2 separate regions of the Mus musculus genome follow, and region 1 is linked to region 2. Evidence: chromatin loops called from intact Hi-C (ENCODE). Cell type or tissue: heart. All regions are shown on one strand. Links, peaks and the distances in the headings refer to the core of each region. The heading gives the core; the rest is flanking DNA. Region 1 has its middle 31 kb from the start of Gm20755. Region 2 holds the start of Gm46799 (a long non-coding RNA gene).

Region 1 (17,014 bases), core at 4,599-12,598, 210 kb after region 2:
CTATAGAATAACATAGACATTGATGTTTTTTATCCATTTTTATGTTGTAAAAATCTTCCACACCAGCCTGTGTGGGATCACCTAAGGGAAGTGCACATGTGACCACACACACACACACACACACACACACACACACACACACACACACACACACACACACAGAGACACAGAGTATCTTATCACATCTATTCAGCTATTCAGTATTAAGAAGGCAATTATTTTCTTCTTCTTCCTCTCCTCCTCCTCCTTCTCCTCCTCCTCCTCCTCCTCCTCCTCCTCCTCCTCCTCCTCCTCCTCCTCCTCCTCCTCCTCCTCCTCCTTCTACTTCTTCTCTTATAAAATCATATGTAATCCAGGCTGGCCTCAAACTCCTATGCAGACAAAAATGACTCCCGATCCTCTTGCCTTTACCACTCCAAATCTGGGATTACAGGTTTGCAGCAGCAACCCTCCCCACCCCCCTACTCCCAGATAATTTTATCTGGCAATGGGGGCTGAAGCCAGGATTGTGGATGTAAGGTACTCTCCTTTTGCCCACGGAGCTCCAGCTCTGGCTCTACCATGTGAGCAGTCTCTAAACCCTTAAAGAGTCCAGAGCATAGGCAGAAGGACAGATTAAACACTTCCACATCACTGTCTTCCACTGTGTTCTGAGTATGTCGACTTCTCATTATCTGTTTGAAGTCAGGCATGCTCATTAGCTTGTGTTATGAGCAGATGAATGTCGAGGTGGCTGCCTGCCAGGTAGCCTTGTGCTCACAGCTCACTCCCACGCACTCCTACAGCTCTGTGTACACAGGGCGACCTATAAAGGTCTGAACGGTAATGAGTAAAGGCAGTTGAATGGAGCATGGCCCGGAGGTGATGCTTAATCTTTCTCTCTTACAACAGATGTATATTTATGTAAATTCCAAGAAACTCAGAGAACATGCAATGCTGTCTGTGTCTCAGGGTTGTTTATATAGGTGAGGAATTTCAGTGAGAGGCAACCCAGTCATGCCCTGTCTTGGTTCAAACACACCTGTCACTCTAGCTGAAAACACCGCACGCCAATTGCAATGTTCTCGCTCCTGATCAGTGTCTGCTTATGCCTCATCTCCGGAGAGCCGACACTGGCTGTGTTCTTTGAAAGGCACAGGATACCACCTTGTAGGTAGTTTTTCTCTTTCTTTTTTGCTGAGTGTAAGCAAAATAAAAAAGAGAGACGTATTCTATTGGACAACAACTTATATTTTTTCCTTCTAATTTTAGAGCACATTTGTTACATGTTAACTTCAACTTTCCAATTTTTTTCTTTATAAAGACTTATAATTTTTTTATACTTCAGATATTCACTTACTGTGAACATGTGAGGTCTCCCAGGTCCCTTGGTTTATGTGATGCCAACAGGTGGCCCTGTAGCTAGTCCCCGCCTCACAGGGAGCTTGCTGTGTAGACTACAGCAATTGCATGAGACTGCACACATAACCACACAATGGGAGGGATTACAGGAGGACAGAAATGTCTGTACTTTATTTATAGTATCATTGTGAGGAAGAAAGGCTGTAAGTCAGCTCTGCCTGGGTGTGGGCTTGAAATAATCCACTCAGAACGATGTGTGTTCCCTTGACTTTGCCTTGTCAAAGCTTCCGTGTCTCCCGTGGCTTATTAGTTCACAATGTTTGGACAAACATCAATTACCACGAACCAAAACGTTTCCAGTTGTGTGGGGCTATGAGTGGCAGAGACCAGAAAGACACAAGAGGCCTGGGAACAGAGCCATGGAGCGCACCAGAGGCTAAGGAGGCAGGCGACAGAGGTGTGTTGCATGCTCTGTATGGAGATAGTGGGTTCCTTGTAGAGTGTGGGGTATTATTAAGCATTTAATTATTAAGCAGAGTGATAAAGGCCAGCTTGTTGGGAACTGAAGCTATCCATAGGAGGTTTTACTCTAAACCTAGGAGATTAGTTGTTGGGATAAAACGACAGGCTGTGGAGGTGGCACAGTGGATGGAGGGCTTGCTGCCCAGTCTGATGACCTGAGTTGAATCCACAGGACCTACAGGTTGGGAAGAGAGAGCAGACTCACTTGTCTTCTGACCCCCACACTCAGGCCTTGCCCCTCCCATACGTACATACAAATGAACAAATAAACGTGGTTTGTTCTCACTACAGAAGAGAGAAAGTAAGCTGAGTGCATGAATCTGCTGTCCAAATTACAAGTGGCAGAAAGTCATGAAGCATTGCCCTGTCCTCTGAGAGCTTCAAAGGCTGTTGGAAATCTTCTCAGAGGGCTTAAGACTTCCTCAAAAGATTACTTATTTAATTAAATACTTTTTCTTTTATTCTTGAGATTATAATTACATCATTTCTCCCTTCCTTTTCCCTGCCCCCCCCACATGCCCCTCCTTGCTGTCTTTCAAATACATGGCCTCTTTCTCCATGAATTGTTTTTATGTGTATAGATGTATGTGCACACATAGCTCTGCACAACCTGCTCGGTTTGTATGTTGTTTATTGTATGCATGCTTTCAAGGCTGGGCCTTTGGGATTAGATAACTATTTGGTGTGTTCTTCCCTGGGAGAAATTATCTCCCTGGCTCGAAGCATTCCTCAGTTGCCTGAGTTCTTTCTGTAGGTTTGGGGCCTAGGGGTCTTTTTCTTATCTACTTTAGCAAGTCTGTTGGTTTTGTCCCTGTTCAGCTCTTGTTTAGGCAATCATACTGGTGAGATTTGATTGGTGTAGCTTCTGACATTAGTGTGAGACACAGTCTCACAGCAAACTCTCTGACCCTCTGGCTCATATAAGCTTCCACCTCTGTTTCTGCAGCGTTCCTTAGGTGTGGGACTGTTTTGTAGATGTAGATGGGACTGAGCTCTGGAACTCTGCATTGTGATCGATTGTGGTTTTCTGCACTGGCCTCCATCTGTCTCGAAGAGAAGTTTCCTTGATGAGAGATGAGGACAACATTTATGTGTGGCTTTTTTTGGTTTGTTTTGAAAAGATTGTTTAATGTACATGTGCACCCCATGCACGTGAGAACCGGTGGAAGCTAGAGAAGGGCATTAGATTGCTGGAACTGGAATTACATGCAGTTATGAGCCATGTGAGTGTCCTGGATTGAGGCTGGGTCCTCTGTAGGAGCAGAAATCACTCTGAACATCTCTAGCCCCCAACAAAACTTGTTTTAAACAATAAAAATGATAAATTGATTCTTTAATGTGAATGTTTGAAAGTATTTAATTTGCAGTTAATAATGCCCAAGGAAAATAGCTGCAAGATGGTACTACATTGTGAATATATGGCGTTTCTTGCTTTGGAGATTAGTCTACTGGGGCATTATCTACTACGCAGCCTGGGCTGTGAGAAGCTGGAATTGATTCATGGACAAATCCATAGCAGTTGTTGTCGCTGATTACCATGGCAATAGGACAGTGCTCTGCTCCAAACCCCTCTCAGTGCGCGCTTGTCTGATAGCGCCCGTGTTTGTAAAACCAGTTGATCAGAATGGAACTAAAACTCGACTGTTTTCTTCAGTCGCCTTTATGTCAAACCAGAGGCTGGCTTTTTGGTGAATTTCTTCTCTTTTTTTATATTTTTATATTTTTATTTTATAATTATTTACATTCCAGTCTTTGTTCCCCCCCTCCTGTCCCCAGTTTCCCCTCCCACAGTTCCTCATCCCATTCTTCTTCTCCCTTGCCTCTGAGAGGGTGCTCCACCCCCAAACAGGCCTCCCCCTTCCCTGGGATCTCAAGTCTCTGAAGCTCATCTACTCTCATTGAGGCCAGACCAGGCAGGCCTTACATATGTGCCAGGGGCTCTGACCAGCCTGTGTATGCTCCTGGTTGGTGGCTCAGTCTCTGGGAGCTCCCTAGGGTCTGGTTTAGTTGAGAATGTTGGTTTTCCTATGGGGTCACTTTTCCTTTCAGCTTCTTCAATCCTTTCCCAAATTCAACCATGGGGATCCCTGAGTATCTGCATCTGTCTCAGTCAACTGCTGGTAGGGCCTCTCAGAGGACATCCATGCCAGGCTCCTGTCTGTAAGCACATCATAGCATAGTAGTGTCATGTCTTGGTGCCCATCTCTTCCCCTCCCCCCATGAGATGGATCCCAAATTGGGCCGGTCATTGAATCACATTTGTCTCAGTCTCTGCTCCACTTTTGTCCCTGCAGTTCTTCTAGACAGGAATAATTCTGGGTCAGAATTTTGACTGTGGGCCAATAAACCTGTCCCTCCATTTGAGTTCCTGTCTATCTACTGGAGGTGGAGTCTTTGAGTTCCATTTCCCCATTTATGGGCATTTTGGCAAAGGTCAACACACAATGAGTCCTGAGAGTGTCTCACCTCCTGAGTCTCTGGTACTTTCTAGAGGGTTTCTACCTCCCATTCCCTGAGGCTGCTTATTTCTATTCATTCTTTAGGCCCTCTGGGCTTCTCTCCTGTCCCCTCCCTCCCATATCTGATGCTGTTCCCTGTTCTCCTCCCCTCTTCCATCCAGGTCACTCCTTCCATCTGACTCCTGTGATCCTTCCCTCTTCTAAGTGGAATTGAAATATCCTTACTTGGGCATTTTTGCTTGTAACACTTCTTACAGTCTGTAGGTTATAGCCTAGGTATTCTGTACTTTTTGGGACAAAATCCACTTATCAGTAAGTACATACCATGCATGTTCTTTTTGGTCTGACTTACCTCACTCAGGATGATATTTTCTAGTTTCATCCATTTGCCTGCAAGATTTATGATGTCCTCATTTTTAATAGCTGAGTAGTATTCCTTTGTGTAAAAGAACCACATTTGTTTTGCATACATTCTTCAACTGAGGAACTTCTAGGTTGTTTCCAGCTTCTGGCTATTAAAAATAAGGCTGCTATGAACATAGTGGAGCATGCTCCCCTGGGTCATCTTTTGGGTATATGCCTAAGGGTGGTATAGCTGGGTCTTCAGATAAGCTAGTTCCGATTTCCTGAGGAGCTGCCAGACTGATTTCCAGAGTGGTTGTACCAGTTTGCAATCCCACCAGCAATGGAGGCATGTTCCACTTTCTTCACATCCTCCCCAGCATCTGCTGTCACTTGAGTTTTTAATCTCAGTCATTCTGAATGGTGTGAGGTGGAATCTCAAGGTCGTTTTGATTTGCATTTCTCTGATGACTAAGGACTTTAAATATTTCTTTATGTGCTTCTAAGCCATTTGAGATTCTTCTGTTGTGAATTCTCTGATTAGCTCTGCACTCCATTTTTAATTGGGCCATTTGTGTTTTTGGAGGTTATCTTTTGAGTTCTTTATATATTTTAGATATTAGCTCTCTGTTTGGATGTAGGGTTAATGAAGATGTTTTCCCCCCAATCTGTAGGTTGCCAATTTGTCCTACTAAAGGTGTCTTTTACTATACAGAAACTTTTCAATTTCATGACATTCCATTTATCAATTGTTGATCTTAGAACCTGAGCCATTGCTATTCTGTTTAGGAAATTTCCCCCTGAGCCAATGAGTTCAAGGCTCTTTCCTACTTTCTCTTCTATTAGATTGAGTATATCTTGTTTTGTGTAGAGGTCCTTGACCCACTTGGACTTTATCTTTGTGCCAGGTGACAGATATGGATCTATTTTCATTTTCCTACATGCAGACTGCCAGTTAGACCAGCACCATTTATTGAAGATGCTTTCTTTTTTCCACTGTATGTTTTTGGCTTCTTTTTCAAAGATCAAGTGTCCATAGGTGTATGGATTTACTTCTGGGTCTTCAATTCTACTCCACTGATTGACCTGTCTGTCTCTGTACCAATACCATGCATTTTTAAAAAAATCACTGTTGCTTTGTAGTCCAGCTTGCGGTCAGGGGTGGGGATTCCCCTGGAAGTTTTTTCATTGTTGAGAATTGTTTTGGCTTTTTTTTTTTTTGGTTTTCCATAAGAAGTTGAGATTTTCTCTTTTCATGTCTGTGAAGAATTGTGTTGGAATTTTGATGGGGATTGCATTGAATCTATAGATTGCTTTTGGTAAGATGGCCATTTTCACTGTGTAAATCCTAACAATCCATGAGCATGGGAGACCTTACCATCTTCTGAGGTCTATTTCCTTCTTCAGGTATTTGACGTTCTTGTCATATAGCTCTTTCACTTGCTTGGTAAGAGTTACATCAAGATATTTTATACCATTTGTGGAAAATTTGAAGAATGTTGTTTCCCTAATTTCTTTCTCTGTTTTTCATTTGTGTAAAGGAAGGCTATTGATTTGTTTGAGCTTATTTTATATCCTGCCACTTTGCTGAAGTTATCAGCTGTAGTAGTTCTCTGGTGGAAATTTGGGGGTCACTTATGTATGCCATCATATCATCTGCAAATAGTGATACTTTGACTTCTTCCTTTCCAATTTGTATCCCCTTGATATCCTTTTGTTGTCTAATTCCTCTAGCAATAGAACTTTGGGTACGGTATTGAGTAGATAGGGAGAGATTGGGCAACCTTGTATTGTCCTGGATTTTAGTGGAATTACTTCTAGTTTCTCTCCATTTAATTTGATGTTGGCTGTTGGTTTGCTGTATAGTGCTTTTATTATGTTTAGGTGTGTGTCATGAATTCCTGATACTTCCGGGGACTTTTAATAGGAAGGGTTGTTGTATTTTGTTGAAGGCTTTTTCAGCATCTAATGAGATGACTGTGTTTTATTCCCTTGAGTTTGTTTATATAGTGTATTATGTTGATGGATTTTTGTATATTGAACCATCCCTGCATCCCTGGAATGAAGCCTCCTTGATTGTAGTGAATGATGGTTTTGATGTGTTCTTGGATTCGGTTTTCGGGAATTTTATTGAGTATTTTTGCATTGATAGTCATAAGCGAGATTGGTCTGAAGTTCTCTTTCTTTGTTAGGTCTTTGTGTGGTTTAGGTATCATATTAACTGTGGCTTCATAGAATGAATTAGGTAGTGGTCCTTTTGTTCCTTCTGTTTCTATTTTGTGTAATATTTTAGGGAGTGTTTGTATAAGCTCTTTTATGATGATCTGATAGAAAAACATTTTTTTAATTACACTATTTTCACCCCATACTCTTTCTTTCTGCTCTAACTTCTCCCATGCTTATCCCACAACTTCCTCTCAAACTCAGGACCTTTTATTTATTGTTACACATGTATTTATGTAGAAATATAACCTCCTGAGCTCATTTAGAGTTTCTCATACATACACGTGTTTAGGGCTGACCATTTGAGCTTAGATAATCTACCGGGGGTTTTGTCCTGTACAAGACTAAGTCTCCCTCTCTTAGTAGCCCTTGACTGCCTGTATTTCTTGGTGTAGAGGTGAGGCCTTATGAGAGTTTCTCAATCCATGTTGACATGTGTGTTGGTGGTGTCACTGTGCAAGCCTTATTTTTGTGACCATATTTCTGAGATTTTTCTGGGTGCAATTCCTTGCCATGGATAGATGTCAGTAGCTAACAGAAGATGCCCTGGTTTTCTGACCCTTACACTGCTCCCCCCAGCCCCCTGTGCCACCAACGTTCCCTGAACCTTATGTGTAGGGGTTGTTTGTAGATTTATCAACTGGGGATGGGTACCTACCTCACAGTCGGTTGTTCCCTTCAAACTGGCCAGTTGTGGGTTTTTGTAATATGCTCTATCTGCTGCAGAATGAAGCTTCTTTGATGAGAGATGAGAGCTACATTTACCTATGGATAGAAAGAAGGACAGTATGTAGAATGAAGCTGGGAATTATCCTGTTGAAGAGTCTGGCATCAATAGGCTTTCCTATGAGTTCTGGGGTTTCGGTAGCTATAGGATTTTGGACCCTAATTGGGTGGGTCTCGAGTCCAGTTAGATGACTGAAAGTTATCTCCATTGTAATTGCCTTAAAAACATACATTGTAGTGTTAAGGAAATTGAACGGGATATACTCTTTCTTAGTTCACAAAGAACTTTTAGGAAGAGTCAGTTTTGTTTAATTAAACTAGTTTACTTTTCAGATGGCATTTCTAGTGTACACGGAAACAGTGACCCTCTGAAGGGGGGAATAATGAGCAGGGCTAAGTATTTGTGGTTTGTGAATAGTGAGGATGAATCTGACCTTCAAGACACTTGTGATTCTCAGGTGAGCAGAAGTATGGCATATTTTACATTCAACTGATATTCTTTTTACGTGTGTGTGTGTGTGTGTGTGTCTGTGTGTGTCTGTGTGTGTCTGTGTGTGTCTGTGTGTGTCTGTGTTATGTATTTGGGTGCATTCATGACATGGTGGGTGTGCAGAAGGAGGTCTTTCTTTGAAAGTTGTTTTTATTTAGAAGTTAGTTCTCTAGTTCCACCATGTAGGCCCTGAGATTTAAACTTGGGTCATCAGCCTTGGTGACAAGTGTTCTTATGGGGCTGAACCATCTTGCTAGTCATCAGCTGATATTCTGTCACATCAGGAATGGGTGCAGTTGAAACCCCATGCTTTTGTAAGCATAGGTTGCTGTCTTAATCATTGTTCTAATGTTGTGAAGAGAAACCATGACCATAGCAACTCTTATCAAAGGAAGCATTTAATGTTGGCTTGCTTATAGTTTCAGAGATTTAGTACATTATCATTATGGTGGGAGCATGGTAACATATAGGCAGACATGATGCTAGAGAGGTAGTTGAGAGTTCTACATCTAGATGGACAGGCAGCAGGAAGAAAGAGCAACTGGACCTGGCTTGAACATTTGAAACCTAAAGTCCACCCTCAGTGACACACTCCAACAAGGCCACACCTCCAAATCCCTCTCAAGCAGTGTTGCGCCCTAATGACCACACAATTAAAGATATGAGCCTCTGGGGGCCATTCCTATTCAAATCACCATGGTTGCCTACCTATAATGGGTGATTGATGCAAACATCTCTCTCCCATGGTTGCTTATGCACCCCAGATCTTCCATGTTGCAACACCAGAGACTGGCTTTCTGCTTTCCCTTTATGGGTTCAACTGAAGGCACAGAGGCTGTCTTTAACAAGATTCTGAAAGCCAGTCATCTCCTGTTACCTATGTAGAGGGCATCCCCCGTTATATAAAAACCACTGTAAGGCATTTTCATGGAGTACAACTGACGTTACAGCCTGTGCTTCCTAACATGCAAGGTCCTGGCTTCTGTTTTGGCCTGTGCTGGAGTGGGAGGAAGGCTCTGATGCATCAGTTTAGCTGTAGCACTGGAGCCTTAGGACTCTCCTGAGAACTGGCACAGGCCCAAAGGAAAGGAAGTTGCAATGGTGGGAAAGGCCTGGCTTTCTGCCTGAGAGACGAGGAATTCAGTGCTGCTTCTGCTGTGTGTATCCATGTTATTGGAGACAGGAAGATTTGTGCACAGCATCGTTTTGGAAATTTATAGATGCCCAATAAAGAGAGGGTTGTTATGGAAAAATAGCCTACTTGGCTGTTTTATTCTAGTTATACACTTTTAGCTCTGTTGCATCTTGAAGTACCACGTGACTTGGTGCCTGTCATTTAGTTGTCTGGAGACGTGGAAGCAGAGTGTGGAGAGAACTAAGATGATGTAGCAGAGAAGTGGCTATGACCAACAACCAGTTACCTATTCATGAGATTCTTGTCAGAGCTTTTGCCTGGGGATGTTTCTTGGAGTCACTCTGCAGGCAATCATGTTTCTTGCACTTTTGCTTCAGCACATTTATTGCATGACAAGGAGGCTGCTGTGATCATCCCATGCCTGGCAAAAACGTTTCCATGCATCCTGAGGAAGATGCCCTGACCTGGTTCACTTCAATCTATTTTGGGTGAAAACTTATTTGGAAGAATATTGGTCTATCGTTTCCTGTCAGCTTGCTTTTACTGGTTGTCTGTCACAAGGCTGTGTCACTTCTAGCTGCTAAATTAGAAGCATGTGTTAGGGAGCAGAGACATACTACCGTCGCCGTCACCATGGGTAATGTCCAGCATGAAATGTGGGTTTTCTGGAAGCAGAAACACACTACTTTAATTATTACATGCAGTTTGGAAGCATGAATATTTATACAATTAGAAACTTGGAAGCCTAACACAAATTCTTTCTGATTGGACTGACACACACATTCTTCTTCTGATCCAATCTATAAATGCAGAGCATGAGACAGAGGACAGCCTTGAAGGCATTGGTCTTAGAGAAGCATACAACAAAACTAGTTATGAGAAGTAGAGCCCGTGATGGTCACTTCAGGTGTGTTTGCACTCAAAAGTCATTGGGTCTTTTGTTACTTGTGTTTAAGCTGCTCCATCCTGGGTGATTAGAATCAAATCACACTTAAGGAGTGTGTGGCTTATTAGAATATTCAAATAGCACACACATTTAAGTTTCTGGCAAGGACTTCTTATAACTTCTTCATTTTCTTTTTACACATCTGCCCCTGCTGTAATTTTTCTGTACAAAGGTATCTTACACATTTCCAAATTAATTTAACTCATATGGAGATGAAGTAAACCTATCTTTTTTACTTCACATACACACACACACACACACACACACACACACACACACACACACACACACACACACACACCTGTATTGTCTTTAGGAAGTGTTATGACTTCTATTGTACACATGTATTAACATATCACATGTACCCCCATAATATGCAAAATTGCCACGTATTTGTAGAAAGAGAAAACATATTAAACATGTACTCGTGGTCTAATACAGCCATCCCACTTCTGAGTATTTATCCCAAAGGAATAAAAGCGTGTTTAAGATATCAAGAAGAAAGGGCCTCTGTTGACTTTCAATTTTCAACTTTCTGGATGAAGGCAGACATTTGATGATTTAGTTTTTAGGTTTTTTAGTTTTGTTGTTTTTACTTGTTCACTTATTGACGCTAAATTACTAGAGTTCTTGTCATATAAGCTATTGAGTTTTTTTGTGCAAGGGAGGTTTTAAGATTAGTCCCCTGTTGATGGCACTGTTTGAGGACAGCGAATCTTTAGGTGATGGAGCCTTGCTTGAGGAAGTACCTCACCTGGGGCAGGGTTTGCATATCTATCTATCTATCTATCTATCTATCTATCTATCTATCTATCTATCTATCTATCTATTTTTGCCTGATTTCTGTCTCCCTCATCCCTTCCCATGTGTGGAGCAATGAAATGTGACCTTTACTGTCTAACACTCAAAGCTCCTGCAGCCACACCTTCCCTACAGTGGTGGACTGTGCCCCTTCAGGAACTGTAAGCTTAAACAAAACCTTTGTTCCCTAACTTGCTCTGTGTGTGGTTATTTTATCACAGCAACAGAAAACTAACACACATTGCAGTAGATACATCTCTGTCTCTTTCCTCCCCTGTGAGTTGCTAGTTAATAAGGGAAACAGTGTTGTAGTACCGCCTACCCCAGAGAAACTAAATAGAATCTGTAACCAAAGCTGGAATTGGAAATCTTTTCAATTATGATACTCAAGCACAAATCCTACAAACATAGTTTATCATTCCCATTGATTGATTCAATAAAAATTAAAAAAAATAAAACAACTAGATACATGAGAAATTACATAAACTCTGGTCATTTCCCCTCCTAGGGCTGGGTTGGTTGAACAATGGAATACATTTTCCTGGAAAATTATGTCATCAAAGCTTATAACAATCAAAGCTGGTGTGGCTTTTGGATATCAAATCACTCTGTGTGTGTGTGTGTGTGTGTGTGTGTGTGTGTGTGTGAGAGAGAGAGAGAGAGAGAGAGAGAGAGGGAGAGAGAGGGAGAGAGAGGGAAAACATTTTGATTGGGGTTCTAGGACACAGATTTGCTGCGTGCAGCTCATAAGCACTCTGGGTAAAGTCCCTATTGTCAAGAATGTCTTCCTTTGTTGCCCTGACACCTGTGTGATAAAGAGCTTAAAAAGACAGTGAGAGGAGCTGAGAGCTCAGATGCTAGCATCCGACCCTCCAGGAGCGTTGTCTTCCTGAGTCTGTCTCCCAGCTTTGTGGAGACACAGGTCTGGAGCTTTCCAGGTAGGCTGTGCTGTCCAGCAAGCCCTAGGGCTCTGCCTGCCGCTGCCTCTTCAGTGCTGGGATTACACGTGCATGCCGGCATACTTGGCTTTTAAAAACTGAGCTATAGGAATTGAGCCGAAGCTCCCGTGCTTGCATGGTGAGCATGTCACCAACTCAACCATCTCCCTCATCAGGGATCTGACTTTTTTTTTTCTTCCTTTTTTGGTAAGCGATTTTGAGAAAAGTCATGAGTAAAGTGACTGAAAAGATGTGGCATGGAGATGGGGGAGGGCGATCTGCTACCATGTCAGTAGGACAGCGGCATGGAGCATGGAATTCCTGGTGTCAGGTTGATGTTGTCCTCCATACCTATGCTCCTTGGGAGTGTAAAATGTCACTCACCTTCCAGAAACTGACAGGGCGCTCTGAAAATTCTGAGAATGAAAGGAAGTTCCCTTAGTTTCCTCACTCTCTGATCACACCTTCTGAGTTCTTCTCATACTTTCTCAGAGTGATCACAGCTGCAAATCGACGCAGTCCAATTCAGGGGACACCAGACCAGAAACGGCCTCTATCAACCCCCTAACTACTTGTGATGAATAATCTTGGTTGTCAACCTGAATGGATCCAGAATCAACTAAACTAGGATTCGGGTGGTGTGTGTGTGGGGTGCTTTCATGATAAGATTATTTGAAGCAGAAAAACTTAACCTAAATGTGGGAAAGGCAAAAGGCTGCACCTTTTGGTGGCAGCCAAGGTAAAAGAACATGCAAGAATGAAACATGTGCTTGCTTGCCCTCACTCTTTCTAGCAAGTTCATCTATCCTACTGCTCCTGAATCCCATCACCAATATTAGAACTAGCTTCTTTGGGTTTTGAACATAGACTGAAGACCAGGAGTTTTCCAGGAACCCTTCAGGCCTTCAGTACCAGATTGGGACTATAGAGATGTGCCTGTTTCACTGGCTGAGCAGCTATGCGATTCTTGGCCTCTCCAAACTTACAACCACAGTGTAGTAAGTCATATACACGCATCTATTCCATGAGTTCTGTTTCTTTGGAGAGCCCTGACTAGCACACGTCTGTATGGCCTTACTTTGCCATGGTGTATGATTTCAGTAATCAGGCTTAGTGCAGACCTGGCCTGGAGAAAGGGAACTTATGGCAATAACTTGATTAAAAACATCTGAAAGGGAGAATTTCAGAGGGATTCTGAATTTGCCTCTTTTTCATTTCTCCCTGGTTTTTTTATATGCTGTATTAATCTGATTGCTATAGAAAATGCATTGGAACTTCAAAAATTGTTCTTTTCATTGCTAATATCAGTTTTGTTTATAATTACAAACAAAAAGCTACTTGAACAATGCATTCTGTAGCCTCCATGGGGGAGGGAATAAAACAGCTTTCTTTACTTATTTTAGTTGGGACCAAGAGTAGAGTGGGGGCTTCTAAGGGTGATGCCCATCTGTCTGTCTGTCCATCAATCGATCGATTGTTCCATCCATCCATCCATTGTCTGAAGAAGTAATTTTTGATACTTGGCTCTAAAAGCTATGTTCTAAATGGTAGAGTTCAAATAGGGAATAAAGACCAACACATAAAACCTGTACACTTTTGCAGGAGAAAGGCATCAATAAATAATTATGTAGTTAAAAATAAAAGTAAGTGTATTAAATGAATCTTTGCACAACTAGACATTAGCCTCTAGAGAAAAGAACAACCATTTTAGCCAGACATGTGACCCTTCACCCCTTAGTCTTATTGAGTTGTCAGGAGGGGACAGTCTTCCTGTCATTAGTCTTAGTAATTCCTCCTGCCACTTTTGGCTTTTTCTCAGTGCCAATCATTCATGGGTTCATCTCTACCTTTTACATCCTGCTTAAAGCTTTTAAGGCGCAGTATTTTGCAGGCAAACTTTGCCGGGTGACAGAGAAAAGGGAGTCTGTACTGTGACCTTTTCTTATGAAGCAATGAGTCTGGGAAAAGGTGGTCCCAAGGTTGACTCATTGCTAAATGATGCCAAGGGGAAAATTATCTAGGATTCCTTGAGCAATCCCACGACAGAGTGGTGGCCGAGGAGAGGAGAGTCAAGGAGGATTTCTGTTTGTGTGAATTTTGTGTGAAGAATTCTCTTACCTGGAGGCCAATAATGTTATAGGTTTATGGATCCCAAATCTGATACAGTTTTGGAATGCACTTTAAGAAAAATGATCTAAAGCACAGAATCTGGGCTAGAGATGGCAGTCAAGGTCATTGAGAGGATGAGGTCCGCTTCTTAGGATGACAGTAAGCAGGTTGCATTTCTTCCTTTGCATCTGTGACCTCCCTGAATCACAGGAAGGCAGGTCACTTGAGCTGCAAAGAGGTAGGAAAGCAAGTGTCTGCTGTCTGTGGTGCTGGGGAAGGGGAGAAGGATTTGTATTGGATGAGAACCACTTTGTCCCTACTGATGTCTGTGGGTGGATGCCTAATATCCCACAGTGGGACAGAAGTCCGCTGTCAAGCATGTTTGACTTGGTGGGATGCAGTGAGTTAATGCGTTCTCCCACTCATGTTCCTCTAGGATCACAGTATAATACTGGTCATCATGTGAGGGAAATGCTCATGAGCAGAGCACCTGTGGCCTCCCAGAGAGCCTCGTCAGGGACGCTGCTTCCAGTTCTGTGGGTTGTGGAGACACAGCAATTCTTTCTGTGCTTCTATACTCCCAGGCATCTCCTTTAGCTCATGAGGGGCCCCATGTCATCTGTACAATTCTCTGTAGGAAATTCTTTCTCCTTTCGAATGGTTTCTCCTGTCATATATGTGTGTGTGTGTGTTTAATTCATTTTAATATATCAGCAACACGATATTAATTGCACCAACAATTCTTTAGTTTTAAGGCCCCATCTAGGAAAGTTATCATGGCTAAAGTACAGAATATTTAGCCAGTATATTGGGGCAAGTGTGTAGGTGGGTGGTAGAGAATTTGTCTAAGATGTATGAGGGCCTGGTTCTCTCTCTCTCTCTCTCTCTCTCTCTCTCTTACACACACACACACACACACACACACACACACACACACACACACTCATACACACAGTATCTTGTCAACACTGACACAAAGCCAACTCTGTACTTGGGGTTAGCTAGCAAAACTTGATTGTGCCCAAAGGCAGCAATTTCAACACAGGCAACAGTGACAAGTGTCCTATGCTATTTCCTCACTTACAAGTCTTGTCACGGCATATTTGAATCTCCAGGTACTATTGAAGCCAAAATGTCTAGAGTCCAGTTTCTGAGGCTGGAGTCAGCTCTGTAGTGTGTCAGTCACCTGGCTTTGTAGGAGCAGTCTTGGAGTGATGTCCCAACTGTCGGCTCCTTCCCTGATTATTCTTGCTGTAAGGTAAATGGTGAAGGACCTCAGAGTCGAGGGCTCAAACCCTTAGAGTCATAGTTGGACCGTTTAACAGGAAGCTGACTGGAGAAGACAAGAGCTTCCCCAAGCCCTCTGAGCACCTGGCTATGCTCCTGAAGAGGACTTCCAAACAAGAGTGTGCCTTAGGCGGCTTCCCAGCTTCCAGCTGGATCCTGGAAAAGGCTCTTCCTCAATTTCCTGTTCTTCAGCATCATGGAAAGTGGTTTATTGCTCACCCCAACCCTGCTGCTGCTTTTCACATGGAAGGAGAATGTGTTACCCACAATTCTTTGCCATGAAGAGCACAGGAAACCGTTGGAGATGAGACTGCGATCCAGCTCCAGAGTGTAAGGAATGAGTGATCTCTCTCTCTCTCTTATATTCACACATGCGCACGCATGCACGCACACACACACACACACACACACACACACTGATGAGGGTGGGGAGAGAAAGAGGGAGTAAAGGAGGGAAGGAGGAAGAGAGAGAGAGAGAGAGAGAGAGAGAGAGAGAGAGAGAGAGGGAGAGAGAGAGAAAGAGAGAGAGAGAGAGAGAAACAAGAGTCAGGCTTGAGTCCTGCAGTTATTTCTGGCTTTGAATTGTGTCCAAGTCTCATACATTCACAGACGGCCTCGCCAAGGCCCACAGCTGTCCTGCATTTTCAACAGATCCCACAGGGCCTCGATCAGGCTGAGAGACATTCCTTTGCTCTGACACAGGGCCTAGAAGGAAGGGCTGTAACCTCTGAGGCTGTGGAGGTGGGAGCCTGCCACCCTGACCTTCCCAAAGTGCCCAGACATACAGGTGCAAGAGTGTGCTGGATGGCACAGCCCAGAGTGTGGCAGGACCTGTGGGTGATTGTCCTCAGAGCCCACAAATCCAGTGTGCTCTACTTTCTGTGGCCGTGGTGGAGAGACACATGCTCCTGTTGCTGTTTGGGATGCTTGTCACAGGAAAGGCATGCTCCTCTGGAGATCTTCCCAGCTGTCAGTAATGTGCTGATATACCAAGGCCAGTCCTGAGCAGGCTAGCCAGATAAACAGGATGTCCACAGTGTGTGAGAACACATGAGTGGAGCGACCCTCTCTGCCCATCTGTCAGCCCCATAAGGGACTGTCGTGCCTTGCTCCATCTGCCTGTCTAGGGCAGGAAAACAGGCAGCATGGAACATATGTGAGAAAAGCCCTCTCCCTGGCTACAGGGGCCATTGGTGAGACTGGGAAATCTGACCTAAATGGGAAGGAACATGGCTTTCTTGTTAGTTGCTTACTTGTCGGGAAGTACTTTAAAGACATCCCAACACACAGGGGAAGACATAATTAGATCATCAGTGGCTGTTGTGGGAGACAAGGGGGCTGGTCTTCAGGAACAGCTCTGCATGCCAGTGGAATCAGCTTCATGTTTTCTTCTTGTCAGACACACACTGGTTATTTATGTGAATATACAGAGACAAGTGACGCCTGTGTCATTGTCCTTCTTGTTTTGGAGACACTGTGTCTGTTGACGATCAGTGTGTAAACACGCTCTCAAGGCGGCAGGAGGAGGCACAGAGGCCCCTCCAATAGTCTGTGCAGACTGGGCCCTTGGAGGAAGAGCAGCAGACATCCTGGTGTGGGCTCTTCTGTGGTTGAGGGTGTCGAAGGTGAACCCCACAGTAAGAATGTGCTGATAGGACATTAGAGTTGAAAGTGAACCCAGTTTCTCTTCTGACC
Region 2 (15,688 bases), core at 5,547-13,546:
TGATGCCTTACAATTGGGGCTGGTAAAGCAACTGAGGTGTGGAAGCTGCATCCTATGAAGAAAGACCTCAGTCTCCCCGGGTCACTGCCCTGGTCTGCATTAGAGAGAAGGATGGTAGTCATTCAAACCCAGGGCACCGGAGGCTGCCCAGCTTCCTGTCATGTGGTTTCTTGTGTCTTCCTCATATCTAAGCTGTGTTCTTGTATCAGCCAAGGGTTTCACTACGAGAAACCCGTAGTGGTTTTCTCCTAGGCCGCCAAAGCTGATCATGATGGCATCATGATATCTCATAGTTTAAATAGTTTCTCAGCTTGGCCCCCAGGGGAAATTTTAAATGAATATTCATATTCAAAGATTACTTTGAAATCTAGTATTTCAGAATATGGTGTAGATATTTATTTCCCGGGCGTCTTGGTATTTAGTGCTTTACTGGAGAACCTTAGCAGCAAGCTGCTCAAAAAGAAAGCTGCTCAGAAAGCTCTGGCTTTCTGAGGTGCTCTTAGACACCATGTAGTTAAGAGCTGGTGTGACTCCATCTTGAGCTGTAGTCACCAGACTAAGGCATTGGGTTGGTCTAAAAGCAGTTGAGGCCTTTTAGGAGGGTGTGTGCTGTAGTGTTTTAGTGCCTGCTGTAAGCTGCAGTGGTTTAGTGCCTGCTGTAGGCTGTAGTGTTTTAGTGCCTGCTGTAGGCTGTAGTATTTTAGCACCAACTGTGCGCTGGCAGAGTTCGTTGCTTCTCTGGTGTCAAGATGGCACCCATTTATTGTTCTGGGAGAGTCAATCTGCTCAGAAGTGGCATAGATTAGCAGCTGGGCCCCTCTGACGAGCCTGTCAGATGGCAGAGTGTAGACCTGACACACCTCGTTCAGACAGCCTCCTCTTATGTGATTGATGCTCTCTCGGTAAGTTCTGGAAGCCTAGGTTTCTGAACCATACTAACCCTGGCCACTGCACTGTACTTAATACTGCCGACAGGAAAGGGCACACGGGCACACAGAAGCTTTTCATTCTCAAACTTGGCCATTCTACTTCAGCTGGAACTCATGACTGGATGCCTTTTTCAAACAAACAAGCAAGTGTGTAGCTCAGGCTAGCCCTGAGCTTCCAATCCTGCTTCAGCCCCAGAGTGTACCAGTCAGTGTCACAGATGTACAGTGTCATGGTGCTGACTTGGTTTTGAGAGATGGCTCATTTCTGGTATATTTTAATGCCACGTTTTTAATTTTTAAAGACTTACCACTTATTTAGGTAAATTGTGAGTAGTAGAAGCCATGTGGGGTTTCGTGTACCAAAGCTTATAAGACATCATCCCAGCAAGAAGGGGGACTAGCCAAAGTCAGCACGTTCTGTTCTATGAGGGCCTAAGGTGAATCTTTAAATATCGTCCGCATCACGGAACGTGCTCGTTGTTTCTTAGAAACAGCGGTCTTTAATAAAAAAGGGAATGAATTAAAAACCAATCAACTCATTTTGTTTACTTTGTTTTTAAATCTGATTTGGAGTTGAACAAAAATTCTCAGTTGAGAAACTGCTTTCTGAGCAAAGAGACAAAAAAAATTATCAAGAAACATTAAAGCAAGAGGCTTTTTATTTTGAAATTATGTTTTCCTAAATCTTTCTTTAGAAAAAAATTAAGTGATGAAGTTTGTGGCAGGTTTTATGTAAAACTTTAGAAAAACAAACTCTGGAGCAAAACCAGTTGCTGTTATAACTGGACACAGAATCGGAAGTGTCCCGGTGAGTCTGCCTTCAGTTTCCCAAGCCCTGCTGTGCTTTTTTGATTTTTAGATGCATAAAGGGTTTTTTAAGCACCTTATAAACTTAAATTCTACTTTTGGCTAAGTGACAGTTGACTTGTTCCTCACCGTCACTAACTCAGTGCTTATAATACAACTAAAATGCCCGCAGAGGTTCCTGGCAGTTATCTGTCGGGCTCTGATGGCCGAGCCTCTTGCAGTGCTGATGAACAGCAAAATGTCAGAGCTACATACAGACTACAGTGAATACTTCTTCAAAAGATATTTTTATTTTAGTCCATGTGTTGGCTAAAATACACCAGGGTTTAGGGGACTGGCCATGCCACTGTGCACAGGGTGGGAGGGGGACCAGCCACGCCACAGCGCACAGGTGGAGGCCCCAGGACAGCTGTGGAGTTGCTCTCTTCCCACCATGCAAGTTCAGATTGAACTCAGCATGAGGCTTTAGCGTTCCCTCCACAGCCAGTGTTTTAATGATTCTCTAGCAGGTATGAAAACAGGTTGCTGGTTAAACATTTTGAAATCCATAGGTGTAAGTCACATGTCAGACCTGTCACCTCAGAAGGACTTTCAGGGAGGGACCTGATCTGTTTTCTCCTCTGTGTGTTTGCTCGGGTGTCCGGAACAATTCACGGTTTCGTCAATTCACGGCTTCGTGGCCGTGGTTATTTTTCTCCTGCTAACATTAAAATTAGCTTCAAACTGAGCCTTATGTTTGTGCTGTTCATGCCTTCTGTGATGATAATGGATCAGGCAGGATCATATGTTGGCAAGAGGCAACGGCAACTTGGTCTGTAGGTTTGTGAACTTGATGGGTGAAGGTTCTTGTCATTTTTCTGAGTGTTAGAACAACAGTGACCAAAAATTTACATTAAGGGTCCTTTTCTGCATCCTTAAAGGAACTGATGTTATTTGTCAAGTATTTCCGTACAAGGCATGCTAATACTAACTTCAGTTCTAACAGTCCAGAGAGCCCCTGACTGTTTTGAACTGATTATGTAGAAAAATCTGAAAACACCACTTATTGATAATCTGAGAACTATTTGGGTGGGGGGAAAAGAAAGAGAGAGAGAGAGAGAGAGAGGGAGAGAGAGAGAGAGAGAGAGAGAGAGAGAAGAAAAGAAATCACAGAATCTTAATTTTCACGTGGAAAGAATGAGCTGTCTTCTAAGCCAGTCTGTTTTAGGAGCAACAAGTACCACTTGCCAGAGAAGTTGTTTTTTTTTCCTACAATCTGGTAGTCAAAAATAAACTTTATTGAAAAAAATGAGTAAACATAACCATGCTTTCTGCCTTTGTCTTCACAGTGAAAAGCTGGAAGGAAGGTGAGCGGGGCCAACCAGGGAAATGGGTGACTGATGGATATTCTAGGGTAATTCACAAATCGAGCAAAGTTCTTAAATAGTGAATTAAACGGTAGCTTGGGAAAGAAAAGCACCGGACACTGGATGTAAGGACGGGAGAAAGCCCAACTCTGGGTTTGGCAGCTGAAGGAGCTACTGCGATAGCCCCTGGGAGGACATACCACAGCCACAGCACTGACGCGCAGAAAGACCACAGAATCTCGAGAGGGACCTTGCTTGGCCTTGGCTCGGAAGCAGCTCAGATGATCCCAATACCCAGACTACAAATATTCTAGAGTTAGCTTGCAGGTGCGTGTCTAGGAATTGTGAGAGAAAAAACGGGTCAGGTGAAGAGAGTGAGCCAGAGAAGGAAGATCCTAAAATAGTAAGCGGAAATGGAACCGGAAATGCAAGACAGTGAAGAGGAAGCCCAGGGTTGGGAGGCTGCTTCTATGTGGGTTTGCGCTGGAAACAACTGGGAATATCTGGGACCCTGAGTAAAAATGGGAGAATGGTGGCCCCAGTGAATGGGTGTGATTCACTGTGGGTGGGTAGTAGGCAGTAATGGCTTATTCTCTTGGCAGTAAGGTGATAGGTTAGCCGAGGTGGGGGGGAGGTGGGCGGTAGCCGTGGGGGACCTTTGATCCCCCTGCCTCTGATTCCAGAGTGCTGAGATCACAAGTGCGCACTACCACTCTGCCTATGCAGGGCTGGGAATTGAACCCAGAACCTTCTGCACGTGAGCCAAGCACTGTCCTGACTGAGCTACATGCTTAGCCCCAAGAGTCTTGGGAACTACCTACGGTTTTAAGTGTCAGACGGTACAAAGCCAGCTGGGGAAAAGGGATTATAGACGCTGAGGATCTGAAGATTTTCAGATGGAAATTGGTAATATACGGCAAAAGTTGTGGTAAACCAAACTGATAAAGAGGAATAAATAGTATAATAATTAAAAAAAAAACTAAGAAGAAGTAACTTGGCAAGACTGAAGAAAGAAGAAATGGATATCAAGAGGGAGGCTACAGAAAAGGTAAGACACGGACCTGTTCATAGGGTGCTTCAGGGACAGGCCAGATGCTCTGGAAGAGCAGAGCCTCAGCTCACATGGACCAGGAGAGTTTGAGGTGCTAAGGGTCTTAGGGCCAGGGAAGGCGAGTGTTCCAGGGGGCAGTGAGAAGCGAGTTAGCAAGGGAGTTGCTGAAACAACTGGTTCAGAAGCCTGGGTGGTTCCGGTGAGTGTGACACAGGTGTACTGGGAGGGAGGAGCAGGAACGACAGCTGTGGACAGACAGCAGCTCTGACTCAGGATCCTGGCAGGTGGCCGAGGTGGAGGAAGAGCTGGAGAAAGGGAAGGCTGAGGAGGACCTGGAAGAGTGTATAGGTCAGAAAGCGTTGTAAGCAGAGATAGAGGAAAAAGTCCAGGAGCTCCTGTTTGGGAATATATATGTATGTATATATGTGTGTGTATATATATGGGTGTGATTTGGGTTTTTTTGTTTGTTTGTTTGTTTCATGTATATGAGTGCTTTGCCTGTGTGTATTTATGTTCAGTATCTCTGTTCCTGTTTCCCTTCAGAAGTTAGAAGGGCATCAGATACCTTAGAACTGGAGTCACTGGTAGTTGTGATGGGTACTAAAACCCAAACTCAAGTCCTCTATACAAGAACAAGAATTCCTAACCATTGAGCTACCTCTCCAGCCTGCTCTCATTTGGTCTTAAGCTTGTGGTTTTGTTAGGTGAGGTGGTGGTTTGAATGTTAACTATTCCCCAGAGTCTTGGGTGTTTGAAGCTTGGTCCCAGTGGTTGGTATTGTTTGGGGGAGGTTTAGGTGGGGTAGTTTTGCTGGGGGAAGTACATCGCTGGGGGAATCTCTCCATCGGTCTGCGTTGTGCTTGCATTTTGTAGATATGTGCTCTCAGCTTACTGCTCATGCCTGCCCATAGCTGCCGAGCTTCACACCATGATGGATTCTTACTCTTCTGGAATTGTAAACCCAGATAAGCCCCTTGATGAGTCACCTTGGTCATGGGGTTATGTCACAGCCACAGAAAGGTAACCAATACAAGTGACTGAGATCTGAGAAAAGGTCGATTCTTTTCAGACTGGATCTCATGGAGTCCACGTTGGCTGGAGCTCAACATATAGTTGAGGGTGACCTTGAACTTCTGATCCTTGCTGCTGCCTTTCAAACACAGGGTCCACAGCATGTGCTTACATCTAGGATCGCGTAGTGCTGGGGGTGGAACCCAGGGCTTCATCCATGCTAGGCAAACATAGGGGCTGAGCTTCTTCTCCAGCCCCAGATGTAAGGTTTCATAAAGGATAGTCTTCAGGAGGAACTAGGGAGAAGCCATGGCAAGGAGGGTGTGGCTTATTTATAATGGTCCACATATAAAACCCTTACTGAATAAAGAAAGTAGGGCCATGAAGATTGATAGGGTAGTAGGCAGCAAAAGACTTGCTTCTGGAATTCCTGTGCTGGCAGAGGGCAGCAGAGGGTGTGGCAGCTCTAGCTGAGTCCCCTCCTAGCTGGCTTTGTGGGCTGCAGTCATCTGATTCCCCCAAGAGAAGAACAGTTGATTTTTATGGGACACTGGGAACAGAAGACAAGCCCCACTCTATGGTGTCAGACTTCTCTCCAGAGTTCAGGTGCTTCAGGTAGTTCCCTCATGATTTCTAATGGATAAGTGAAATGTGAAACTTGAAACTTGCCTGTCTTAGTCTTTGGTGTTCCTCTTCTGTTGGCATTTATTTATTTATTTATTTATTTATTTATTTATTTATTTATTTATTTATAGTTTTGCTCTTTAGTACTGGAAATGTCGTTCAATAGGAGATGAGGAAAGTAAAAAGTGATGCTAAAAAATTATGCAGTCAAACTTCTAGGACCTGGACCAGTGTGGTTTCCTACTGTAGAGGAAGAGGTAGTAGGGCCTGGGACATGGCTCAGCCTGTCAAGGGCATGCTGTACAGGAATAAAGGCAAGAGGGTAATCCTAGAGCCCATGTAGGGAGCAGGGCATTATGGGTGCACATCACTGATGTGAGGAAGAACAAATGATGTTGGGCTCTACCTACCCAGACACACACGTGCACCCACACATGTGAACACACCTGCTGTGTGCACACGTGCACGTGCGCGCACACACACACACACACACACACACACACACACACACACACACACATTTATTGTTTCAGTGACTTTCAGATTCATTCTTAAAAACTTCAGTATAAGGAAACAAGCCAAGACTGATGACCAGATGGAATCTGTTCATAATGTGGACATTAGCAGTTTTTAGAAAAATAAGAGTAGTGTGGCTTTGCTGACAGCAGGTTTGTTTATCCAGAGACTACAAACATATCCTCAGGGTCCTAGCATCTAAGCAGCGATTGGTAAGGTTTTTGGATCACCATTGGCATTGTTGCAGTAGGAATATGGGGTTGTGTTAACACCCTGGGGGAGGGATGATTGAGAGACTTGAGAGAGGTACAGAGTGAGTTCTAGAGTACCGATGTGCTTCTGACGAGAGTACCTTAGCATGATGGGAAAATCACAAGCAATTTGGTGTGTGTGGACCATAATTGCCTGGTGTCTTAGCTTTATGCTGCTGTTATAAACATCATAACTCAAGACAATTTGGGAAGCAAAGGGTTTCTTGCATCTTATAACTCAGGTCACACTCTATCATTTGAGGGTAGTCTGGGTAGGATCTCAAGTCAGACACCTGGAGGCAGAAGATGATGCAGAGGCCATGGAGGGGTGCTGCTTACAGGCTTGCTCTCCGTGGCTTCCTCAGCCTGCTTTCTTATACAGTCTAGTACCACCTCCCCAGTTAGTGGTATACACCTTTAATCCCAGCACTTGGGAGGCAGAGGCAGGCAGCCTCTTTGAGGCCAGTCTGGTCTACAGAGTGAGTTCTAGGATAGCCAGGGTTAGACAGAGAAACGCTATCTCAACAAAACAAAACCCAAACCCCAAAACCCAAACCAAACTAAACCAGCCAAACAAACAAAAAACAAAAACAAAGCATTCCTCTACATGCACACACACACCAAAAAAAAAAAGAAAAAAAACCCAGAAAATACCAACCAGGGTACCTGAGAAGGACTCTGGGCTTTGGCAGCAGCAAGATCAGAAAGTGAGCTCTGTCCTGTGGGAATTCAGAGCCACTACTAGGAGAACAAAGAGGCCAGACTTAGGTTTCAGGGTGGTTCCTCAGGCAGTGCTGGAGAAGGCTGGAGGAGAAAGCAGGGACTAAAGATGGAAGAAGTGGCCCAATGAACAGCGAGGTGAGTTCTCGCTGAGACTGGATGGCTCCTGAGGACCGTTTCGTCCTCTGCCCTGCTCCCTGTAAGCAGAGATGCCTTTCTATAAAGGATGAAGAACAGGGAAGGCCAACGGTTTTCTGCCCAGTCTACCCTCAGAACTGTTAATAAGTAATCCAGTGGTCAGGAAGCCAGGAGGCGGAGCTGAGCGGCCCACCAAAAATGACCAACTTGTTCTTCTACCCCAGCTCTCCAGAGCTCCCGGCCTTGTACTCAGAGCAGTGTGTGAACGCTGTTGTCAGAACCAAACACCAGAGCTTTAACATTCCAAGTCAAGTACGCCCTCTGGTTCCTGAAACCTCCTCCCCTCATGCCGTACCTTCATGGGCTTTGCCCAGCTCCTGGTTTTCACACCTTTAGAGAATCATAAAAACCAGTATTTCAGGGTCCTGGTCTTCCTTATTCTGCTGGTTTTTTCTGTCTGTTAGTAAAGTAGGGGAGGGTGGTATGGCCTGCAGAACAGGTCTACAAGGCCATTGGAAATGAGGATCTAAGACTGTAAGTCACTCAAACTAAACCCGGGAGGGACTTTAAAATCAACTTGGATTCTCTTTGCAGTGTTCAAACAGCTGGTAGGAAAGGGAACTGACCTTGGGTGTGCAGCGATGGACTGCACTCGGAGCAGGCCCAGGGGATCTGCTGGGTGAGTGCGCATGAGACCTTGAGGTTGTACCCCAGAACCCAACTAGTGTGTGCCTGAAACCCTAACACTGGGCCGGGTGAAGACACAGATCTTTGGGCTTCACTGATCAGGCAAACTCGCTGAACTGATGAGTTCCAAGTTCAGTAAGAGACCCCGACCGACCCCTAAAATGAGAGCTATAGAAGAAGACATCAGTGTTGACCTCTGGCCTCCATGTGTGCTTATATGATCTACTCTCAGGCTATGCTGATTTCATTGTATAGACTTGCCTATACCTGGAATCAGGGAGATTATGTGACAGTTCCTGAGTGGGGTATACTGTGGAGGTCAGGTGTGTGTGTGTGTGTGTATGCACGTGCATGCGTGCGTGTGTGAATTCTCTCTACAAACGAAGGCAAAATAATTTGGGATTTAGAACTGGTCACTTTTTCTTTGATTTGAAATGCTTAGAGGTGCCGTGCCGGAGCTGGGATGTCTCCAGGTTTTATGAAGGGGTAAGGCCCACGTAGGAGTTGGAAAGTCCCATTTGGAAGATGATCATTAGCAAGTGGGCTGATGGATCTCCAAGTGTGAGGGTCAGTACTGTCTCCGATGGCCCAGACCGTGGGCAGTTCCGTTGTCCACACTGAGTGGAAGCATGACCTGCGGTGGCTGTCATCATGGGGCAGGGAGCCTCTTCAGGGGAGCTGTCCTTTGTGTGGATTGAAAAAGAAGGCAAATTTTGGAAAGAAGAAAAACTGGCAGGGCTCAAAAAAAAAAAGTCTGTTCCAACTTGCCTGTCTTGAAAAAAGAAAACCCAACATTCCTTTGAGAAGCAGTTTTTTCAAAGTATTTGCCCTGGAGCCCTCCTTCCTACTCAACCAAGCTTATCTTTCAAAACAAACATTTACTCCTTTCTACTACTGAGTGAGGAAGTTCCCCTGAGCTAGTGCCCTACAAACAGATCCCAGAGGCAACTGTCACCCCCACCCCTGGGGCAGGACAAATGACTAATGCAACCACAGGCCTGGGGAGCCCAGCCGAGATTCTGTGACAGGCTGCTCAGTTCTTAACTGAGGGGAAAACACACGCAGGCAACCGTACTTCTGTGTGCAAATTAAACCTCGGGTCCCTTTCACCCTGTGGAAAATGTGTGCCCCGTGGAAAGAGATGGGTGACGCTTGGAACGCTTGTGTCATTTCTCCTAAGATGTTCCGGGCTCAAGGCATGGCTACAAGAAAGACAAACAGCCATATGAAACAGTCTTTCCAGTGCACCATACCACCAGCTGTTTTCTCTGCCTCCCGCCCTGCGCTGGCTGCTCGGTCCTGCTCAGTGTTGGTGGCTGGGCTCCCAGGCTCCGATGTCTGCTTTCTGTTTTCTCTTCCACTTCTCTGCCTGCCGCGCATAAATCTATTGGGGTGGTTTTACTCCTAAACCCTATAGCAGCACACCTTTAAATTCAGGTCTCGGAGGCCACCTATGTCTCTTTAATCGTATTGGTCTATAGCTAAGTCTGAACCTCACTCTGATTGGCTCCTGAGAAACCAATTTCTCTCAGGAAGTCCCCAGTAGTAGCTACTTTTCTGTAAACTGTTCATTACTCTCAGTGTTTACTTGTGTGTTTAAGAGTGACATGTTTGCACCTGTGTGTGTGTGTGTGTGTGTGTGTGTGTGTGTGAGCGCCCGCACCAATGTGAGAACACCTGTGAGTGTGTGAGACTGGAGGAGGTAGGTATTTTATTCTAGAACTCTCTTTCTCTCCCTCTCCCTCTCCCTCTCCCTCTCCCTCTCCCTCTCTCTCTCTCTCTCTCTGCCTTATCTCTTTAAGATATACTCTCATGCTGATCCTCCTGTCTCCAGCCCTCGCAGCACTGTCCTTACAGGCACTCATGGGACCACGCCCAGCTTTTTGGGTTGGTGGGATCCAAGCTTATGTGGAGGTTCCCCTGCGTGCACAGACGCCCCCTTTATCCATGGAGCCATCTCTCCAGTCTCTGTCCTGCCCTGGGACAGTCTGTGATTGGTGTTACAGGACTGATCATCCTCCTGTACCCTGAGAGATGCTTGGTTCATAGTAGGCACTTAATACATACTCATCGATAATTTTCTTACTTTTTCTTTTCTCTTCTTTTTTCTCTTTCTTTTCTTTCTTTCTTTCTTCCTTTCTTTCTTTCTTTCTTTCTTTCTTTCTTTCTTTCTTTCTTTCTTTCTTTCTTTCTTTCTTTCTTTCTTTCTTTCTTTCTTTCTTTCTTTCTTTCTTTCTTTCTTTCTTTCTTTCTTTCTTTCTTTCTTTCTTTCTTTCTTTTTTTTTTTTTTTGAGACAGGGTTTCTCTGTGTAGCCCTGGCTGTCCTGGAACTCACTCTGTAGACCAGGCTGGCCTGGAACCCTGAAATCCGCCTGCCTTTGCCTCCCAAGTGCTGAGATTAAAGGTGTGTGCCACAACTGCCCAGCAATATTTTTCTTACCTTTTACAATTGTGTCATAAAAGACAAATTTGATTCCTTTTTTTTTTCTGGCCAAAAGGCTATTCACTACATTAATAAGTTCGAATTCTAATATGATATATAGCCAACTTAAAATCATCTTGATCTTACAAACGTGAACAGAATCCTAATATCTAATTTCTATTATAGAGAATTTATAATGCAAATCATTGGTTGCATTAAATGTTTCCAGAGGCGGATACATTAAGGATTATGGCAGTAAATTTTATGTACACCTCACCTGGGACCCCTCTGTGATACCTGCCTGCATAGGCCTGGTCTGGAAGTACTGAAACTACCTCCCACTTCCTTTTCCTGGGCTGGGCTATTCATAAAGAAAACCACTTGGTCCTTCTGGTTAAGGCTCTAGGTAGCCTTGAATGATGACTAGAGTTGGAGCATCATCGAGGAACCAAAGAATCTTGGGAAGGGCCAGTACCATCTGAGCGGTCTCCAAGCCTCCGTGGTGGTCCCTCTCTATCTGCCAGACAGGTAGCCCTTGTGGTCTAGGATGGGGGCGGGGCCGTCTAGGAATAAGGGGAAGCATTGTATTGAACATAATATTCCCCTAGGTTTTAGCATTCCAACATACTTGCAGGTTAATAAGGTGCCACGAGGTTGGCATAGTTTGACAGGAATAAAACAATTTTCACCTTGACTGAGAACATTGGGAGTAGATGCGTCCTCCTGGCGCTGGCAGATCACTCCGCGGCACCGTGACGGTGAAGAGGAAGCATCCGAGCTGCTGCTGAAGGCATGCGCACTTTACCCATGACCTGTGCTGTGAGGGGACGTTCTGTGGGAAAAAATAATCCCCTGGCTGTGGGAAGATGGCTCAGGCCATACCCGGGCTTGCTCTGCAAGCATGAGGACTGACTGGGTTCAATTTCCGGGATCACTGTGTACCCTGGTGCCCTTCCTTTGTCGTTCCCACGTTGGGGAGGTGGGCAGATTTTTGGGGAACGCTGCCCTGCCAGGCTAGTTTACTTGATGAACGCCAGGCCAGTGAGAGAGCTTGTCTCTAAAAAAGGTGGTGGAGGTGTGGCACCTAAAACAACAGCAGAGGTTGTCCTTAGGACTGCATTTGCATGCGTATACAGATGCACCTGCACACATAATTCTTGTTTTTATACTTGAATTTTACAAAGGGTTTATTCTTAAATTTGAAAGAAAATCTGGGCAGTTTTTACATCACATTCCACTCTTATGGCTTAGAATTCATGTATTATAGTGCACATAGCCCAAATATACGGAGGTAAGTTTAAATTGGCTTAGATTATTATTATTATCATTATTTTAGTTTATCATAACTTAGCTATCCTCAGGGAACAGCTGACATCTTGTTAAACTGTCCCCTCCTGCCCTAACCCTGCCCAAATTACTAAGCAGGAAGAGTCTAATTATATAGTCTTATCACGGGGAAAATTGGGAAGTCCAGGAAGAAGTCTAAATGGCCTGTGTTGTGCTCAGTACAGGAAGGGAGACAGTCGCCTGCTCTAATGACGAACTTGTGTTCTACAGCTTTGTTCTGTGGTCCACAGGCTGGCCCCCCGCACAGGTTGGCGGTGTTCTGCAGGGGTTTCTCTGTAGGAATGTGGGCTTTGTTTCTTTGAATAGTTGAGTGCAGATTAGCGCTAGACCAATTTCCTGTGGCTTTCACGGCTGCAATTTGAGCCCTGTTTGCTCCTGGCCCTTGCACCAGGGAAAACAATGGGCGGCTTCTTTTGGGTTTCACTTCAGGGCTCTTAGGAACAGGGGAGGGGCTAAGGCCCGACTTTACAGGTAATTAACAATAGATAATGTTTGCTCTACATTTTTTTTTATATAGCTGATAAAAGGTAGAAAGCATTAGGCTCCTGCGGTGGTTTTATATGTACGAGAACCATCTTTGTCACAGCAAGGTGACATCGATTGTCTGGGTTACATATATGACAGAACTTTTTAAAAAATAGAAAATCTATGTGGTAAAACACTTAAAAACGTAACTAGGAAAGTTTGTTGGATGGACCAGAAAGGTAGCTACGCATTTTGATTCGAGGTACCTTGAATATCTTTGCATCTGTTTTAGGTGGTAAATAATTGTCATAATCTGTTGACATTTATTCAAGGTAACTTTTAGTGTTCCAGGAATGTTTGATCTTGGTGACCTTGGTTTTAATTTTCCATCTCCTTTAAGTATCCAGTCTGTGGTGTTCATGGAGAAGCCTCAAGTATCCAACATGTAAACAAATGTATTGCCATCCTTTTGTGTCTTGGTGGGTAGCAATGTTCCGAGTAAATAATTCTACCCCAACATAACATCCCTGCTTTGTGACAAGGTGTGTATAGGGTGTGTGGCCATGCTGGTGATGCTCCAACACAATCCCCTAGCCTTTAACAACTCTGGGTGCCTACTCTGCCAGGTATCCAAATTGATGACCTCAGCAGTGTGTGTGTGTGTGTGTGTGTGTGTGTGTGTGTGTGTGTGTGAGAGAGAGAGAGAGAGAGAGAGAGAGAGAGAGAGAGAGAGAGAGAGAGAGAGAGAGAGAGAGAGAGAGAGAGAGAGAGAGAGAGGCTGAGCTTCAGGGCAAATACAGCTCTTTATTGCAGAAAATAATCACCATATAAATCTACCCTCCACTTGAAATGTGTAGGTGACATGCTTGGTAAAATGTCAAGGCCGGGTCATGTCTGTCACCCCTCCATAATTTATGTTTTGGAGTCAATGTTAAGTAGAAGTCAGCAGTCCTCTCGTTCCAGGCTGCTTCTAACTGGCCTCACCCATGAGCCCTCCACAGAGGATGAGCTCACGCAGGTGCTTCGGCAGGGAATTTATAGATTGTTTAGAGCCAGAGCGGCTCCTTCCAAGTGTGTTTGGACACTGTGGAGAGCTGAGTTTTAAGAGCAGGGGTGGGTGGAGGTGAAGGGCTCGTGTCTCTTTCTCTGCAGTCAGGAGGCTCACTCCACAACCGCAGTAGACTTGAGCAGACTCTCTGCTGATAAAGTCACCTGCTGTTGACTCTAATATAATTTGGGGGGGGGGACACAGAAAAGCACAAGATGAAAATACACTCTTTATAGGTATGGCTACATGTTTCTTTTCAAGTTTTTTGTTTGTTTTTTCCTTTTCTTGTAGTTGTTTGGGTATCTGCTTCACCAGTCTGCTAGGGTCTTTAACATCTAAACAAGAAAACAACCAGAATACTTTTTTTTTTGTTTTTTAATCATTTGTCCTTTACTCTTCTGTAGCCTAGTGATCCTTCCAGAACAGAAGCCAGCTCTCTGTTAGGTCCCAGGCTCTCTGCATACACTCCCCAAATATGGTACAGAGCAGGGTGGATTCTGGAGAGCAGCCGTGTGTGTGTGTGTGTGTGTGTGTGTGTGTGTGTGTGTGTGTGTGTGAATTTATATATGTGTATACACACACATACACACACACACACACACATATATATATATATATATATATGTATATATATATATATATATGGATGATAAATGATAACTCAGAGCATGTGGGTTAGTAGTGAGTGTGTAAGAGTTTAGTGGCAAGAATATACATTTTTCTGCTCATAGGATTGGATCTTACATGTCCCAAGCTGGCCTTGAACTTGCTATGTAGCCAACAATTGCCTTAAACTTCTGCTCCTCCTGCCCCCACTTGAGGTTTATTCAGTGTGGTGAATTGAACCCAGGGCTTCTAGCTGTCTTCCAGTGTTGTCTTCTACCCGCTGAGCTACAGCCCCAGCTGCAATATACAATTTTTACTTAAAAGAAATTATAACCACTTAGTGTTCCCACTGATTATCATGCAATGAATGATTGCCCAGAAGACTTTAAAAATTTGTGATACCAAGTTTTGCTTTAGAACCTAGGGGCTGTTTCCAGCTCCTCACCCTGCACCCCTCACCCCCACCCCAGCACACACACACTTTATGTTAACCACATCGATAATCTTCCTTCTGAAGACAGATGCTCATTGCTTTACCAGGGCAACCCGCTTGGAATTACATAACCAACTTTATCATCACTGTCATTAAAATCACCACATAGCCCATTCCAGTTGCACAGGAAGCCATTGCGGAGAGCTCCATTTGAAACAGGACTTAGTGTTTAGATAGCGAACGTGTGTTTATCATGTTAGGGCCTCAAGAAATAGTCTGTATGCCTTAATTGCTCTGACTGGGTTTGTGGTCACAGGAACATCAAGTTATCAGTATCAAAACATTGCTCTCTCCTCCTCATGATGCTTTGAGATCAAACTCTGTTACCACTGCTCCCACAAGAAGAGCACTTTTAGCTGTAAGCTAAGTGACCTCGACATAGGCTCATCGGGCACTGTTCCTCTTTTCCTCTGTGTGTGTGTGTGTGTGTGTGTGTGTGTGTGTGTGTGCGTGTGTGTGTGTGTGTGTGGTACCATGGGCAGTCCTATTTTGACTGTATCTAATGAGCTTTTACTGTTAGGTAGGCAGGTTTTTGTCCCCTTAGAAATGAATGTATATCAAAGAGGCAGTGAGCTCACTCAGTGTCTGTTTTAAACAGAGGGTAAACACTGTTAAACATAGGACATCACTTCCCTGTTTTAAATTCAGATTGAGCAGTTTGGAGAAAACCAGGGAGCCTCAACCCATGGCTGGTTTTTGAGGCTGTAAAAAAGAACTAAAGCCACAATGGTGGCCAAACAAAAATATACCTCCCTTCTCCTCCCTTCCCTGAAGAAGAGCTAAAAACAGGCGATGGAAGGATGGAAAGAATTACATAAGCCTGTCACCCAGAAGAGCTTTGGCCTTCTAAAGACCTTCCTTCCTAATCGTAGCTAATGTGGCCTTTCGTGTCCTAGCTAAACTGTGCTTCATACTCTATAAGAAGGGGGCCTTACAGCTCCTTTGGCTCTGTGGCTGACTGATCTCTTGCAGTTAGGGTCTAGCGGTGATAGTGGCCTCGGATCCACAGTGTTTAACAGTTTGGTAAACACGGGAAAATGCTGACTCTTTTCTTCACTGTGTGGCAAGTTTTAAAAATTAACATTACACGTCACATTTATTTGTGTGTGCACACTCGTGCCACAGTGTGCATGAACAAATCAGGAGGCACATGTAGGGACTCAGTTCTTGCTTCCACCCTGTAGAGAGTGGGGCTATACTGAAAACAGCATTGTTTACTGCAGGCTA

What was found. Peaks named below come from ENCODE experiments on the same cell type or tissue, not always from the same donor. Only the 100,000 strongest peaks of a DNase experiment are listed, where the experiment ranks them.
Region 1: it touches region 2 in a loop (2.0-fold over the local background); 4 of 42 quality-filtered maps call a loop at or near these places.

What each region holds. Positions count from the first base shown.
Region 1 is chr3:37,859,498-37,876,511 of GRCm38, forward strand. No RefSeq gene overlaps it. Among named protein-coding and RNA genes, the nearest start is that of Gm20755, 31 kb to the right of the region's middle. In heart, for the core only: no CTCF peak of the experiment used is centred there; a DNase peak (open chromatin) is centred at 9,164.
Region 2 is chr3:37,645,116-37,660,803 of GRCm38, forward strand. Gm46799 (a long non-coding RNA gene) reads right to left here and starts at 11,402. Exons shown (of 2, transcript XR_001783810.1): 1 at 11,192-11,402; 2 at 7,565-8,763. In heart, for the core only: no CTCF peak of the experiment used is centred there; DNase peaks (open chromatin) are centred at 9,056, 9,346, 10,986 and 12,116; H3K4me3 peaks cover 2,369 bases; H3K27ac peaks cover 2,418 bases; H3K27me3 peaks cover 1,410 bases.